2 separate regions of the Homo sapiens genome follow, and region 1 is linked to region 2. Evidence: read pairs that join two places in POLR2A ChIA-PET (ENCODE). Cell type or tissue: OCI-LY7. All regions are shown on one strand.

The links. Peaks named below come from ENCODE experiments on the same cell type or tissue, not always from the same donor. Only the 100,000 strongest peaks of a DNase experiment are listed, where the experiment ranks them.
Region 1: POLR2A ChIA-PET joins it to region 2 with 6 read pairs; 3 of 35 experiments call an interaction of 5 or more read pairs at or near these places.

Annotation. Positions count from the first base shown.
Region 1 is chr4:185,321,060-185,329,059 of GRCh38, reverse strand. SNX25 (sorting nexin 25) reads right to left here. Exons shown (of 19, transcript NM_001378034.2): 9 at 5,260-5,532. It overlaps LOC124900827 (a long non-coding RNA gene), which reads left to right. Exons shown (of 3, transcript XR_007058416.1): 3 at 4,121-4,209. Among named protein-coding and RNA genes, the nearest start is that of LRP2BP, 71 kb to the left of the region's middle. In OCI-LY7, no CTCF peak of the experiment used is centred here; no DNase peak of the experiment used is centred here.
Region 2 is chr4:185,261,968-185,269,967 of GRCh38, reverse strand. It overlaps SNX25 (sorting nexin 25), which reads right to left. Exons shown (of 19, transcript NM_001378034.2): 4 at 5,358-5,530; 5 at 2,813-2,999. Among named protein-coding and RNA genes, the nearest start is that of SNX25, 56 kb to the right of the region's middle. RefSeq lists an enhancer at 3,589-4,090. In OCI-LY7, no CTCF peak of the experiment used is centred here; DNase peaks (open chromatin) are centred at 3,777 and 6,357; H3K4me3 peaks cover 2,612 bases; H3K27ac peaks cover 4,521 bases.

The DNA of each region.
Region 1 (8,000 bases), 59 kb before region 2:
ATCCTTCTTCTTAATGAAAACCCTCCCCGGGTCTCTCCTTCCTCTGAAACTCCTTCCTTTGAAACCCCTTCCTTGGAAACCCCTTTTGAGCCTGCAGATGAACCCCCTCCGTATTCTCATTTCCCTGCATCTGCTCCTCGCCTGTTCAAACCTCCAATCTGGTGGCCCCTCCTGCCCCCAAGCCTTCAGTCCCAAATCCTGCTCCTCCTCCTTCTCTACCTGTTACCTGTTCAAAAACTACTCCAACCAGTCAATCCGCCATTCTCCCTCTCCAGGAAGCGCCTGGGGCTAAAGGCACTGCTCGCGTTCATGTCCCTTTCTCCATGTTTGATTTGTCGCAGATCAAATAGCATCTGGGATCTTTTTCTGAAAATCCCTCTCATTATCACAGGGAATTCCTACACATAACCCAATCCTTTAATTTAACTTGGCATGACATTTATATAATTCTAACCTCCACCCTCACCCCTGATAAGAAAGCGCTCAGCTTAATTAAAATGGATATCCAAGCTACGAGTATATTCAAAAGGCCTTTATGTTTTCCTCTTCATAAATCTTGTTTTCCTGAAAAAGGTTTTTTCCTAGTCAACTGAATTACTTTTTTCCACTCTGTCTTGCCACTCTTGGTGCACGTATGAAAGACCCTAAAATGACACCTGGTGGCCTGGGGCTCCTTGGGAAAACAGAAAAAGTGCCACAAATCCCGTTTTGGGAAAAAATCTGTTTTCCTTATGGAACCCCTGGAATTAGAGGTGAATAAGTACCTCTCAAAATCTGTCTTTGTCTTCCAGCTATACTTGTTTATTAGGCCCTGGAAATTGTTTTCCTAGCCCTGTTCTTAAAGGGCCTCACCCAAAGGCCAATAATCCAATTGGGAAATTAGAAAAAAAAAATCTTATAACTACTGGATCTTCTTCTGGTTGCCTGTGTGGCTATACATGTGTTGTGTGCAATGTCTATTAAAAGAACTCTAATTAATTGGCCTAAGAAAAATAAGTGCTTAAATCAAATATTTTTAAGGGAAAAGTAAAAGCTATGGGATCTTTCAGTTCACGAGACTAAAACTTACTGGTACAGTAAGATCAGAAATGTCTTAAGAACTGCCAGCATACATTTTTGTTTGCATTTATCGATCAAGCAATTTCATACTTATCTCTGCCGAATACTATAAAGTGTCAAAATTTGGCATAGAGGCTACAAAATTATAACTCAGCCCAGACAGAATAATCTTTGCTTGTGTAATTTTTTAATAAATGAAACATTAATATTGGTTTAATAAAGTTAACTACATCTTGAACTATTTAATGAAATACCCTAACTTCTAATCTGGTGGCCTTAGGCAGTCTAGTCCACAGACATGAAGGAAGTTTGTTTTGTGAAAGGACTGTTACCATCTTTGTTTCAAAGCTAAACTGTAAACCAAGTTAATAAACAAAAACAGATAAGGCCTGGGGACATGTGAAATTAGCCATACCCCCTAGCTATGCAAAAGATATTAAAGAAAAGATAATTTATATAAAAAATTATCTTATATGGTAAATTCTTGTCCTAAAGTAAATTAACTGGTTGTTTAAAGAGAGGGATGTTTACAACAAATGAGAAAGTTGAGGCATGTCAGAGATTGTCTGTGTAAGTCATGAAAAATTTTATAAAAGGGAATTCATACAACAAATGTTGTACAATTTAAAAGTGATTAAGCCTCCTGAATGCTTTATAAAATGCTACTATAACTCTTAGCTGTACAACCTGCCTGCTTTGCAGCTAGGGAAGGCCCAGGAGACATGGAGTTAAATGCTGGAGTAAGTCAGACCTTATCTGCATTTCTGTCTAGGTCCTAGGCTCTCCACCTAGTACATAATTAAAATCCCAAACTTACCAACAAAAGTAAAGGTTGCTAAAAGTTAACAGTGTAACATGTATTTAAGACTATTGAAAAAACATTTTACGTATACTTTTGGTAAAAAGATTATAAGGAGGCATAAGAATGTGGATTTTTACCTAGATTAAAAGGTTAAAGAATTGTTTTAAGTTGAATAAAATAAAAATGAAGGTTTAAGCAAGTTTTGGAAGGTTAATTGTAAAGGAAATTCCATGTGTAAACATATTGGCTAAAGTTGAAGGGGTATCATCCAGTTTTTCTGTAAATTGAGCATTAAAATAAAAGCACAACAGGTTTTTCTTAAAGCACTAACCTGCTCTTTAACAAAAATTATAAAGGGTTAAAAAGGGTCTATAAAAATCTTAACTTGTGGTCAAACATTAAAATAGGGTAAATGTGTCTACAGGTTTATTAAAAATTGAGTTTAACATTAATAGCACACTAATATAAAAGTAAAATTTGGCTTATTTGGTATAAAATCATATAGGAAGAATTGTCAAATATAAAATGGTGTTCGGCTCTCTTTGGGCTATGTTTGTATAAATAAGTTACTGGTATGTGTTCCAACGTTTTGGGAGACGCCTATAATTCTGATATATCTTAATGTATGTTATCAGTAGTAATTATAATTGTTATGTTAAAATTATTTTGTGCCACACAGGTAACAGATTTCCTTGTCAATTGTGTCTTTAACTATGGCTACCCTAAAACTTTTGGTCATCCATAAACAATTGTTGTCTTGTTTTGGTCCTCTTTAGAAGGTGGTTTTATAATCAGCTATAAAGCTCTAACAGGTGCTCTCAAATGCAGGTTTCTGATAACTTTGGAGATTGTGACATCAGAATAGAGGAAACATGTTCAGGACTCTTGAATAGCTAAAATGTTCATTAATGTCAAGCAGGACAGGAATTAACTGCACGAACTGAACTAACAGGAGACTGGAGTGACCTTTCTGACGTTTTGCTTAAAATATTGCTAATCCTTTGTTTTGCTTTTCAAAGTCAAAGTAACTTTTCTTTTGGGCTACTGACAGTTTTCAACAATTTAGTATACTCCCATGAACAAAATTTGGAGCATACTTGTTTCTCTCTACCTGACTTTCTCCAGAATTTGGAAACCATCTCTGAGTATTCTTAAGTTATGGCAATATAGTTATTTGCATAAGTGCAATAAGAATCTGTTTTCTTTTGTAACAGGACACAACTGGAAAAACTGGTTATTTTTACCCATGCTTCGACTGGAATGGTGTGCCTTCCTTTAAGGAATCAAACTTGACTTATGAAGCCAATAAAGCCCTTGGAAAACTGGCCCCATATTTTGTGTACACAGTCCCTGTACAGGGTTTCTGATCTGTGATGAGTAAAGAATGTCACTTTTTGACAGGCCAGGAACCCCAAGTTATCTTGGAATCTCAAGAGGAGAAAAATCACCCAACTCATAGTTATCTGACAGTACAAATCCATGGCTGGGCTTGGCTTTAAAAAGGTCTTATCTCAGATTCCTTCTGCAGAACAAAGTTTCATCAAAGCCAATTTAAAAGGTCTATTTAATAAATAATTCTTCTTACTGCGCTGTATGCAAATAATTAAACCAATATAATACAGCAAATCAGTCCTACCATGATTTGTCTTTTTTTTTTTTTTTTTTTGAGACGGAGTCTCACATTGTCGCCCAGGCTGGAGTGCAGTGGCACGATCTTGGCTCACTGCAACCTCTGCCTCGCGGGTTCAAGTGATTCTCCTGCCTCAGCCTCCCAAGTAGCTGGGACTACAGGCGCATGCTATCACACCCAGCTAATTTTTTGTATTTTTAGTAGAGACGGGGTTTCACTGTGTTGGCCAGGCTGGTCTCAAACTCCTGACCTCATGATCCACCCACCTCAGCCTCCTAAAGTGCTGGGATTACAGGCGTGAGCCACTGCACCTGGCGATTTGTCTTTTAATAATGGTTACTAACAGAAAATTACACATGGACCTTTCCAAACATGTGCCTCTGCCTCTCATTGGGTGAGGAATGTTGTTTCTATCTCAATCAATTGGGCCTAGTAAGAGACACTGCTGAAAAACTTAAAGAAAGGGCTAAAAAGCTAAGGGAATACCAAAATAACCAAACAGATTCTTGGTTTGGAAACAAAATCATAGCATTGGTGATCCCATTCCTGGGCTCTCTCCTAATAATATGCCTAGGACTAATGTTCTTACCCTGCCTAATTAACCTTTTTCAAAAATTTTTAAATGACAGGATTACAGCTATTTCACAGCAACTACCCAAAAACATCTACAGACGGCATTACTCTTACAGTCAATCCAAGACCAGAAAACTCTCCGTCCCCTCATCAGTAGGAAGTAGCCAGAAGGAACACGCTGCCCCTTGTCCTTTTTAAGGGTCTGGATTGACAGAGCAGGAGCATCGCCATCCTGGACAAGCACCGCCATTCTAAAGATCCCCTTGATCAAAAACCACCTAAATCCAAAGGGCATCAGCCTAATAGCTGAAGTCAGTAAGACCATAAACCACAAATGACATCTCCAACTAGAAACGTTCCAACCCTAAGATAAATCCCTCCCCGACCAGAGACAAGCCAGCCCCGAGATAACCTCCCCTCCAGCCAGAGAGATGTGAGCCCCAAGATAACCTCCCCTCTGATCGGAGACATTCCAACCTTGCAATAAACTTCTCCTCCACACAGAAACATTCCAAGCCTGTGATAAGCTCTCTCACCCTAAAACCAATAAATACTCTTTAGTCTGTAAGAGAGAGTGCTCCTGACTGAAATCGGCCAGAAGCCCCTCTCAGGTTTATTCTCCAAAATAAACCTGTCTTTCGTGTTTCTTTCCTCTTTATTTAACTCTTACATTAGGAAGTTTTCTTTTGGAGCATTTTAATTTCTTCTGCCTTCTTTAAACTCCAAAATATTTCCTTTAACTTCTCCCACATTCCCTACCTCTCCTCATTTTTTCCCCATCCCTTCTCTCTTCCAGGGCTATATAGTTCTACTGATTTTCTTAGCTGGTCTAACCCATAAATGTCCCACCCTACAGACTTTCTGCCCTCACTTTTCAGGAGTCAGACCAGAGGTGTATCTAAAACAGACAGAGGGCAGGAGGTCTCTGACTCAATGCCAGCATGAGGGAAGATGTATGTCAGAGGATAAAAGGGGAAGAAAGAAATACATACAACCAGAGACAAGGTTATTGATGCTTACTTTTTATTCTATTTAAGGTCTTGTATATTAAACGATGCTACTTTTATTCTATTTAAGGTCCTGTATATTAAAAGATGAAGATGTGCATCAAATTTGGCTCACACAATATGCACCCACTTAAACATATTTAAAAGCTTATCCAATAAAAAGGAGCAGAAAGTTAAATGTGACTCACCATCTCATCCTTGTTGGAAATCATCTGTGAGGCATGTTTTTCTTCCTCTTTTATCAACAATTTCTCATACAGGTCACTGACAATAAATGAAGGGTAATACCTATCCTTTAGGGTCTCATAAACATCTTCCTGGATTTTGTAGAATACTTCAATACCTTTATTTCCTACAAGACACTGCTGAATTTCTTTGTAAAGTGATTTTTCCACAGATATTTCTTTGCTCTCCACAAAGAAATTCTGATAAATTTCACCAACTAATTGTGGAATTTCATTCTGAAAAGACAGGAAGATAAGGAAAAGTAAGACATATCATCTCTGAGAGAAATTATTTTTCTCTGAATTATTTGCATTTGAAAGTCAGAAGAAAGACATTTAAGATGCACCCTGGTATGTAGAATTTTGTGTCCATATTCAGGGTCAAGGAGCAAATGTCAGATCCTAAAAAAAAAAAAACTAATTCTTTAAATGAACATGTTGAACAGTTAACACCTGCAATTTATTTTAAACACTGGAGGGGGCAAAAACAGAATAAGAACAGTTCTCTTCCTGCAATAGATTCCTTTTCATAAATCTCAATTCCACAAGAAGAAAATGTATTAGCTAATGTCAATTTAACTTTTTACCTAATATAAGTAACTAGAAGTGCCATTTCTCATCCCAGAAAGAAGTCAATATAATAATTGTGTAACTCAGAAAAACGAGAAAAACACTCTTCAGAATGACTACTTCAGAATGATTATGTCCTAGTCAAGCTTATATTAGACAGCTTTGTCTTCAGCAATGAGCCTGTGTCATCACCAGCCTACTTCAGAAATGCAAAACATCTCTTTGGATTAACATAATCTTTACAGTTCCTCTAGAGGCATTACATTAACTCTAGAAATGTTACGCAGTTTTCAACAATAGTAAAGAGCAAAGGCATACAACTTAATGAACATAACTAATTTAACATACATCCCAGAATGTTAACATCCAAATCAATGTTGCTAGATCAAAATAAGGCTATTTCGAGGAAGCTAGCTGCTCTTACTCCATTGAAATATTTCAAATTCTCTTCCATAGTTTAGGAAAACCTTTTTAGATTGCTCTTTACAATATTCCTTTGAGAACAACCAGAAGTTATGTGGAGTCAAAACTGGTGAATAAAATGAGTAATAGAGTTAGCAACTACAATATTGGATAAAATTAGGTAATTTGGGGCTTGTAAATTAACAATAAAAGATTTAAAGACACTATAGGACTGGATTTAGTTCCTTAACAAATATAGTTTGTGACTTACAATATATTTGGCAGTCTATTCTGGCAACATTCATATGAAAATGAGTAATTCAGTGTACAATATGCTCTTGGTGCTTCCCCCCCACCTTCCCCAAGACCAAATCTTGCTGTCGCCCAGGCTGGAGTGTAGTGGCGTGATCTCGGCTTACTGCAACCTCCACCTTCCCAGGTTCAAGCAATTCTCTTGCCTCAGCCTCCCAAGTAGCTGGGATTACAGGCCCACATCACCACGCCTGGCTAATTTTTGTATTTTTAGTAGAGACAGGGTTTCACCATGTCGGCCAGGCTGGTCTTGAACTCCTGACCTTGTGAACTGTCCACCTTGGCCTCCCAAAGTGCTGGGATTACAGGCGTGAGCCACCGCATCCAGCCTCTTGGTACTTATTTTAATAAACCTCTTACAATAGTATATACTGATCACATATGTCACATGTTATAGATATTATTGTGTACATTTACAGACATATACATACATATACGGTTGCCCCTCGGGATCTATGGAAGATTGGTTCTAAGATCTCCTGAAGATACCAAAATCCGAGGACATTCAAGTCCCTGATATAAAATGGTGCAGCGTTTTTGCGTGTAACTATGTACATTCTCTCATATATTTTAAATCCTCTCTAGATTACTTATACCTAATACAACGTAAATGCTCCGTAAATGGCTGATTTTGTATTTTTAGGAAATAATGACAAGGAAAAAGGTCTGTACATGTTCAGTACAGATGCAGTTTTTTTCCCCCCAAATATTTTCAGTCCATGGTTGGTTGAATCTACAGATATAGAACCCACAGATAAGGAAGGCTGACTGTATACATAAAGACTGTGTACACTTAATTCTTAAATATTTATTGCCAAATGCAAAGCATGATGCTGATTATTGGGATCTTCACTGTAAGATGTATGTGTACCCCAAAATAATTTTATTTTCCTTTATTCATATTTAAATTGAAATAAAAGCTGGCTGCGGTGGCTCATGACTGTAATCCCAGTACTTTGGGAGGCCCACGTGGACAGATCACCTGAGGTCAGGAGTTCGCGACCAGTCTGGCCAACACGGTAAAACCCCGTCTCTACTAAAAATACAAAAATTAGCTGGGTGTGGTAGCACACACCTGTAATCCCAGCTACTCGGGAGTGTGAGGGAGGAGAACCGCTTGAACCTGGGAGGCTGAGGTTGCAGTGAGCCGAGATCGCCCCACTGCACTCCAGCCTGGGTAAAAGAGTAAGGCTCCGTCTCAAAAAAAAAAAAAAAAAATTGAAATGAAAGGCAAAGTATAAAACATGCACATTATGATATTATAAATGGCAAGATTATGAGACTGAAGTGTAGGTGAGGGGGCCAAATTCATTATAATAGTAATGTGGATATGTATATGTCTTTTTACAATGTGTAAAAAAAATACCCAAAACTAAATTCAATCTCTTGGTACATTTATAAAACCTTTTTTCCCTTGACTA
Region 2 (8,000 bases):
TTCATCTTACAATACAGGAACTGTGTTAAGATACAAAATAACAGATGGTGCTAGAGAACCAGTGGTAGATCATTCAAAATAACTAGTTCTGATTTTTAAAAAATCAGGAGCTCGCCTGTAGTCCCAGCTACTTGGAAGGCTGAGGGAGAGGACTGTTTGAGCCTTAGAGTTTGTTTCCAGTGTGGGCAACACCACAGGACCTTGTCTCTTAAAAAACAACAACAACAACAAAACAACAACAAAACTCTGATGCCTTTCTGTTTCCTCCATTAACTATTAAATACATCCCTATGTGCAGTGCTGGAATCTTCAGTTTGGCACACAAAATAGAACACTCATCCACAAGTCTGTAAGAACAAGGAATACTGATTCTCTTAATCTGCCACTATTGACTCTAGATTGTTATCTTAAACTCACTTGGGGTTACCAAATAGTCCACACCTGCCTTTACTGTGGAACGACTATTTGGTCAAAGAAAAATGCTCAGGAATTCAATGAAGCCACAAATTATCAACATGAGTTATCTGTTCATAAACAATGACTTAGGAAGAATTTATAACGTTGTGGGGCATAGTCATCATGTCACCTTGTCACACCATGCACAGCAAATCCAGGAACAGCAGGCACGAAAACACCAGGTAGATGAGTATTCGAGTATAGGTTTGAATAGCATCCCTACAACTAGAGTTTGGGGTGTGTGTGTGTACGTACAGTTTTAGGGAGAGGAGAGGCAACAAGGGTGTTCTACCACTGAGCTCTTTCACTTTTATAGAATGATGCTTTAAAAGGAATCGAAGGACACTATGATAAGGATGACTTGAGTGGATGTAACCTGTGAGCCTCACATAACAAACCTGGAATACTGGCTCTTGGGTTCTAGCTCAAGCATCACACTTACGAAAAAGAAATGTCTAGACTCAGACAGAAATAAAAACAAATCTATAAAGAATATCATGTAGTCTATTCAAAATTATGCATGGCAAGAGAAACATTAAATCTCCAGATATTACATCAGATATATATTATACCCAAAATTAAATTCCTTGTAAACAAATCCATTTACATTGAACTCATCATTATATATTTGAGTATATATTTGTAAATTGAACCCGTCATTATGTATTTGAGGTATGTATTTGTAAATTGAAGCTGTCATTATGTATTTGTGACACCTAGATTAACACATGACACCATGTATAAGAACACAGTGCCATCTACGTCTATGCCTCCTTAGATGGTGCTTTATTCGAATCAGAAAATTAAACAGCATGAGTCATCTTAATGTTAACCCTAGTTCAAAAGCAAATGTCACAAGTTTAAAAACCTCGACTAATTCAAACACCCAATTTCAACCAATATTTTACTTTTCCATCAGGGTTTTACCAAAATTATTAATGAAAAGCAAAATGAACATATAAGAGTTTTCTTTCTTTCCCCTATATTATCATTTGGGAACATTAAAAAGAAGGGTAGAGAAACAGAAGCCTAGAAAATTTACAAACTAGATAATACTATATAATCATACTAAATGTGTATATACTATTAAAAATACACAAAAATACACACCCCCTAAAATATCTCAGGTATAACAAGGGACACTGTGCTCCCCTATAAAAGATACTCCTATGGTATTTTCAAATGTGTTTTCTCAAAATAATTAATCTAGAACCTCTTATTCCCAAACCCAAGCCTCTGTACTGTCCAAGACAAACAAAAACCAACACAATGTTCTACTCTGTAATTTGAAACACATCTTCTCCTTCTGATGTCCTTCCAGTGCTTTTCTAAGGTAGTCATCTGAGCAGCTAAGCAGGTACTCCCGACATCTGAAGAGCTTTCAGTCTATTATAGCCTCATTACAGCTGACTCTTGAAAAACATAGGTTTGAACTGCATGAGTCCACTTACACAGGATTTTGTTCTGCCTCTGCCACCTGAGACAGTAAGACAAACCCCTCCTCATTCTCTTCCTCCTCAGCATACTTCCATGTGAAGAGATGAGGATGAAGACCTTTATGATGATCTACTTCCACTTACTGCATAGTAAATATATTTTCTCTTTCTGGTTTTCATAATATTTTCTTTTCTCCAGCTTACTTTATTGTAAGAATACAGTATATAACACATATAACACACAAGATACGTGCTAATCAACTGTTTATGTTATTAGTAAGGCTTTGGTCAACAGTAAGGTATTTAGTAGTTAAGTATTTGGAGAGTCAATTTTTTTTTTTTTTTTAGAAGGAGTCTCACTCTGTCACCCAGGCTGGAGTGCAGTGGTGTGATCTCAGCTCACTGCAACCTCCACCTCCCAGGTTCAAGTGATTCTCATACCTCAGCCTCCTGAGTAGCTGGGACTACAGGCATGTGCCACCACACCCAGCTGATTTTTGTATTTTTAGTAGAGATGCGGTTTCACCATGTTGGCCGCGCTGGTCTTGAACTCCTGACCTCAAGTGATCCGCCCACCTCAGCCTCCCAAAGTGCTGGGATTACAGCACTTTTGAGCCACTGTGCTTGGCCCAAGTCAAATGTTATATGTGATTTTTGACTGGGGGTGGGGGCGGTGGGGAGCGTGGGTGCCCCAAATTGTTCGAGTCAACTGTATTTGAAAAACCTAATACTTTAAAAAAATTCATTCTAATTACACTGCTAAGGAGACGCTGGATAAATTTAGCTGTCACTAAATAGTAAGATTTATAGACTTGTTTTATTTCTGCTTCCCTGACAACTACTTTTTTTTTTTTTTAACCTAACTAGGCAGGGGATGATAATCAGTAGCTGTTGCTGTGCTATAATTGAAGACCAAATACCTTAGTTGCTTCAAGAACTCCACATCAGAGTTGCTGTTAATGAGCTTGATGAAGTCCTCGTAAGAGGGGGCATAGGTGTAGGCTCTCTTGTGATGCTCATTCATTTGCTCTCTGTACGCCAGCTGGGCAAGCAGCATTTGGTTAATGTAATCTGGATTACTCAGTAACTCCACTACCGGCTTCAAGACTACAGGAAGAAGAAGAAATAGCCACTGAGAAAGGTATTCTTCTTTAAGGGAACTGTTTATGTATCACATAACTGAGACTACATTTGGGAAACATTTTTCAAGTAGTCAAACAGGGGAATATCTATATAATACAATAAACAATTCAAAAATGTACACACATGCACACATACAGCTGCCTATCCCTCCAAATATGTTATCATCCATGGCTATAATCAAGTTGTCATTTTAATAAATAAGTGAAATGTAAAAGAATCATGAAGGGAAGTCATTTGGAACTCAAGTTGCTAACAAATCTATCAAAATTAAGGCCGGGCGTGGTGGCTCACACCTGTAATCCCAGCACTTTGGGAGGCTGAGACAGGTGGATCACTTGAGGTCAGGAGTTTGAGACCAGCCTGGCTAACATGGTGAAACCCCAATCTCTACCAAAAACACAAAAATTAGCCATGCATGGTGGCACATGTCTGTAATCCTAGCTACTCGGGAGACTGAGGCAGGAGAATTGCTTGAACCCGGGAGGCAGAGGTTGCAGTGAGCCGAGATCTCGCCACTGCACTCCAGCCTTGGCGACAGAGTGAGACTCCATCTCAAAAAACAAAAAACCACAAAATTACAACAACCAAAAAAACACTGATTTTTTTCTTTTACTTATTTTATAAGGCTCAATACGTTTTGACAAGCTTAGTCTGCCAAAGGATGAAAGTCAACATTCTCCCCAACTGGTTAAAACAGACCTCAGAGAGGAAGTTAAAAAGTCAATGACACTATTACAAAGCCATCCTTGTAACTTGAGATTAGAAACTTCCTCTCTTCTCTGTGGTTGGTTATAATAGCTGATGGGCACAGCTGGCTTATCCTGAGATAGTAAATGAGATAATCACTGCATCTCAAATGCAATGCTATTTGTCTGAGACTGAGATAGGGAAAGTTTCTCTTATCCTGACTAAGCATTTCCCTGGATATAGTTAACTTTTTTCTAGTAATCACATTATATTGTGGTACAGTTCCTTTTTACATATTCCAAGTTCACAAAATTATGTACAGTCATGCGCCACATAATGACATTTTGGTCAACAACAGACTGACTATATGACAGTGGCCCCCATAAGATTATAATGAAGCTGAAAATTTTCTACCATTTAATGAGGTCAAGCTAGTGTAAAGAAACCTATTGCACTGTCAATAGTATAAAAATACAGCACATACAATTATGTACAGTGCATACTTGATAATGATGATAAATGTTATTACAAAAGAGTCAAAAAGTTTAAAAAAATTAAAAGTTCATAAAGTAAAAAAAGTTATAGTAAGCTAAGGTTAATTTATTGAAGAAAATAAAATTTTAAATAAATGTAGTGTAGCCTAAGCGTACACTGTTTATGAAGTCTGCAGTGGTGCACAGTCATGTCCTAGGCCTTCACAGTCACTCCCCACTCACTCAGAGCAACATCCAGTCCTGCAAGCTCCATTCATGGTAAGTGTCCTATATAGGTGTACTGTTGTTTATCTTTTATACCATATTTTTACTGTACCTTTTCTATACTTAGATACACAAATATCATTGTGTTACTATTGCCTACAGTATTCAGTACAGTAATATGGTATAAGGTTTATAGTCTAGGAGCAATAGGTTACACCATATTGCCCACATGTGTAGTGGGCTATCCCATGTAGGTGTGTAAGTACACTCTATGATATTTGCACAATGACATTGTCTAATGACACATTTCTTCGGACACATCCCTGTTGTTAAGCAATGCATTACTGTATACGCATTATCAACAAATCATATAGCAAAGATATTTTAAGTAAATATGCTAATCAGAATTTGACTGTGGTCAGGGATGGTTGCTCACACCTGTAATCTCAGCACTTTGGGAGGCCTAAGTGGGAGGATCACTTGAACCCAGGAGTTCAAGACTTGCCTGGGCAACATAGTAAGACCCCCATCTCTATTTAAAGAAAAAAAAAAGAATTTGAACACACACACACACGTAATATATAAACATACATACTATGGATATTATATAGATATTATACACACATACACATACTTTCATTAATGTATATATTATTGGCCTAGATAACTCAAAAGCTATCCCAAATGAATGCTTCCCTGTGAAGAGCATAAAAACTTGTTTTCTATGTCAAAACATGCAACTTAATGGACTGTGCATTTGGCGATATGTCATATTAAAAATTTAAGTTTATCCTGAATGGCCAAATAGTTTTAGAGACATATAAACAAGATTTTGAAAATACTTCAAATCCCATATGTTCAACAGTAAACAAGGTCTGCATGTAGCACATTAGTTTGCACACTTATTGAATTAGTGAAATCAACTGTATAAGTCTACCTTTTGTTGTGAGAATTTCTGCAAGCATTATACGTAAGCTGAGAGACTGCACATCCTTTGAGGGGAGGAGACAAAACACCAGAACCCGAGAACACGTTTGTAGAAATCTTACTTCATCATCTGAGTTCCTCAAGCATGCGTGCAACACAAAAGGTCTTGGCTGTTCTTCATGTCTAAATAAAGAGAGTGAAAAAGAAGGAAAGAAGTTTCTAGAAACAATTCAATTATGTACTATTAGGTAAAAAATATTTCAAATGAGAAACACATTGGTTATAGTAACTGCCATCTCCTAAATAATCAAATTTCCTCAACCATCAACTCATCTGGAAAACTTTTGCTAGAATAAATGCAAATGCATGGCCTTTTTTGGATTTCAAATGAAATCATAACAACGAACTTCAGTAGCATCAAAGGGTCTATATAACTCCAAAATCACAGCAACAATCTAAAAAGGTACGAGTATTTATTTAGTAATTTTTAAGTCTTCTAGATGTTTTCTTAAATATGACCTGCAGCTTCATTTTTCAAAAAAACCTAACAAAGCATAAACCAGGGTTGCCAGCCTGCTTTCTGACTGGGAGATAATAGGATAAAAAGTCTACAGGTATTTCTAGTGAGCTAGAGGGTCTATAAACTCGACGTTATCTAATTTGATGGCAAATTGCCTTCTGTGAGGCTCCAAAGTATTTTTCAACCAGTCTTGACAACCTTGGTTGTGCACTTCCCTGTACTGACTCCATCCCAGGAACATTAATTTGGAGGATCTGAGTGAAGAGGACTGGAAAACAGAACTTTCTATACTTCCCTTCCCATAGTATCTTGATAGTGATTCAAGAAAGCCTGGGATGCTGCGTTTTCTAATATGTTCTAGATGAGGAGGCAAAGTATAAGAGATTTTTACAGTAACTAGTAGCTAACAATGAGAAAAAACATGAAGCAGAGGGAGAGAAACATACTAGGTACTGCACAGGAAATGAAACTAGTGCATATTAGTACCTTTAGGACCCATGCCTCTCAGGTGTTAACTGAAATTTATTTTGCACTGGAGACTGAAACTAGTTTCTAGAGTGTATAACGCTAGAAAAGAAAGGTTTCCTCTGTCTTGTACAACCTGAAGGAATTCTATCCTAATGTGTAAAGCCAGCAACATGAAAGGAAATTTTTAGAATAAGCCTTTATGCATATACTGATACGCTGACTTTTTAAAAATGGCATCTTCAATTATTTTAAACTCTAGCTTTGCTGCCAGCTAGGTTGATATTTCAATATAGTAAGATTAAGATGCTACTCCTTTATCATGTCAAGCACTTTTAAAGGTAATTCTTTTTTTAAATATATATTTAGCTAATAAGCACTGGAGGAAGTTGGAAAAAAAAACCACTTTTACAAGAGAAGCTTATTTAAACAATATCAAAATCTCTCTCAAACGGTACACAGTCCCTTCTCCGTTAACAGTGGAAGGCAGATAATAAAGGAGCCTGGTACTCAGACTGCCACAAGTTCCTCTCCCTCCTACAGCTAAGTTAGGGAAAATACTTCTGACTGAGCCAAAGGCCAGAGGGCTGGCCAAAGCAGCTTGATCTATGGAAGAAGGAATGGCAGATCTCTCCCTGGAATCCTTCCACTAACTCCAAGCAGGATATTCCTATGATGTCCTCTAGAAAGTGGACATCAAGTATTGCTTTAAAGCCAAGAAAGCACCACGAGGGGTGGGGCTGCTTCTGTGGCAGGAGGCATCTACTAGCCTTCTGGTGGGTTGTAGCATCAGTCTTTGCAGCATCCTTACTGTGTTCCGTGTGGATCAATCATTTGTTTGCTGTGATTCCTACTACGTACCTCTGGGTTCTCATTCCTTGAGTGAGCAAAAGGACATTAATCTTTTATTTAAAAAGTTTCAAATGTACAATGACTTAATCCTCCCACCTACACCAAAAAGTAGACATCATCACGTGTATTCTATAGATGAGAAAATTAAGATCTGAATGATTATGTGAACTGTCAAAGTCACAGAGGTAATAAAAGGTAGAAGTAACTCTCTCAAGTCCTGTTCTGTTTCAATCTCAAGTCCCAACTCTTTAAATTACACCACAATCAGAAATTACAAAGATGAAAAAGAACATTTCAGAGACAAAGAAGGAAAACACACGAATAAAAACATTCTTTTTTTCCCTCAAACTGTATGCCAGTACTCGACCAGCAAAGAAAACTATGAAATTAAAGATGCTATTGAAATAATAGTATAAAAGCAATCATTTTTAGATTTTCCCAAAACATGCTGGAGCGAGACAGATGGGACAAAGGAAGAGGAAGCAGAGGCAAGAATTAAATGTGATCTGGATTGGCTTAAAGCAGCAATAGAATGATGGCCTAGAAATAAACACAGGCTGACCGGAAAGCTGCCTCCACAAACAATTGCCCAACAGTCAACTAAAGGACGTGTTGTTTTATTAAGGCAATTTATTATTCTTTGTCTGATAGTGGCCAATTCAACTGGGTGCTACCCAGGCTACCAAAGTCATTCTGCAGCCACTAGAGATCTGCACACTACTGGAGATTTCTAGGACAAAGCACTGTTTACCTGGGGCAGGCAGATACAGATATTTGCCATTAAACCTGGACTCACTGTCTGCCGGTCTCATTGTA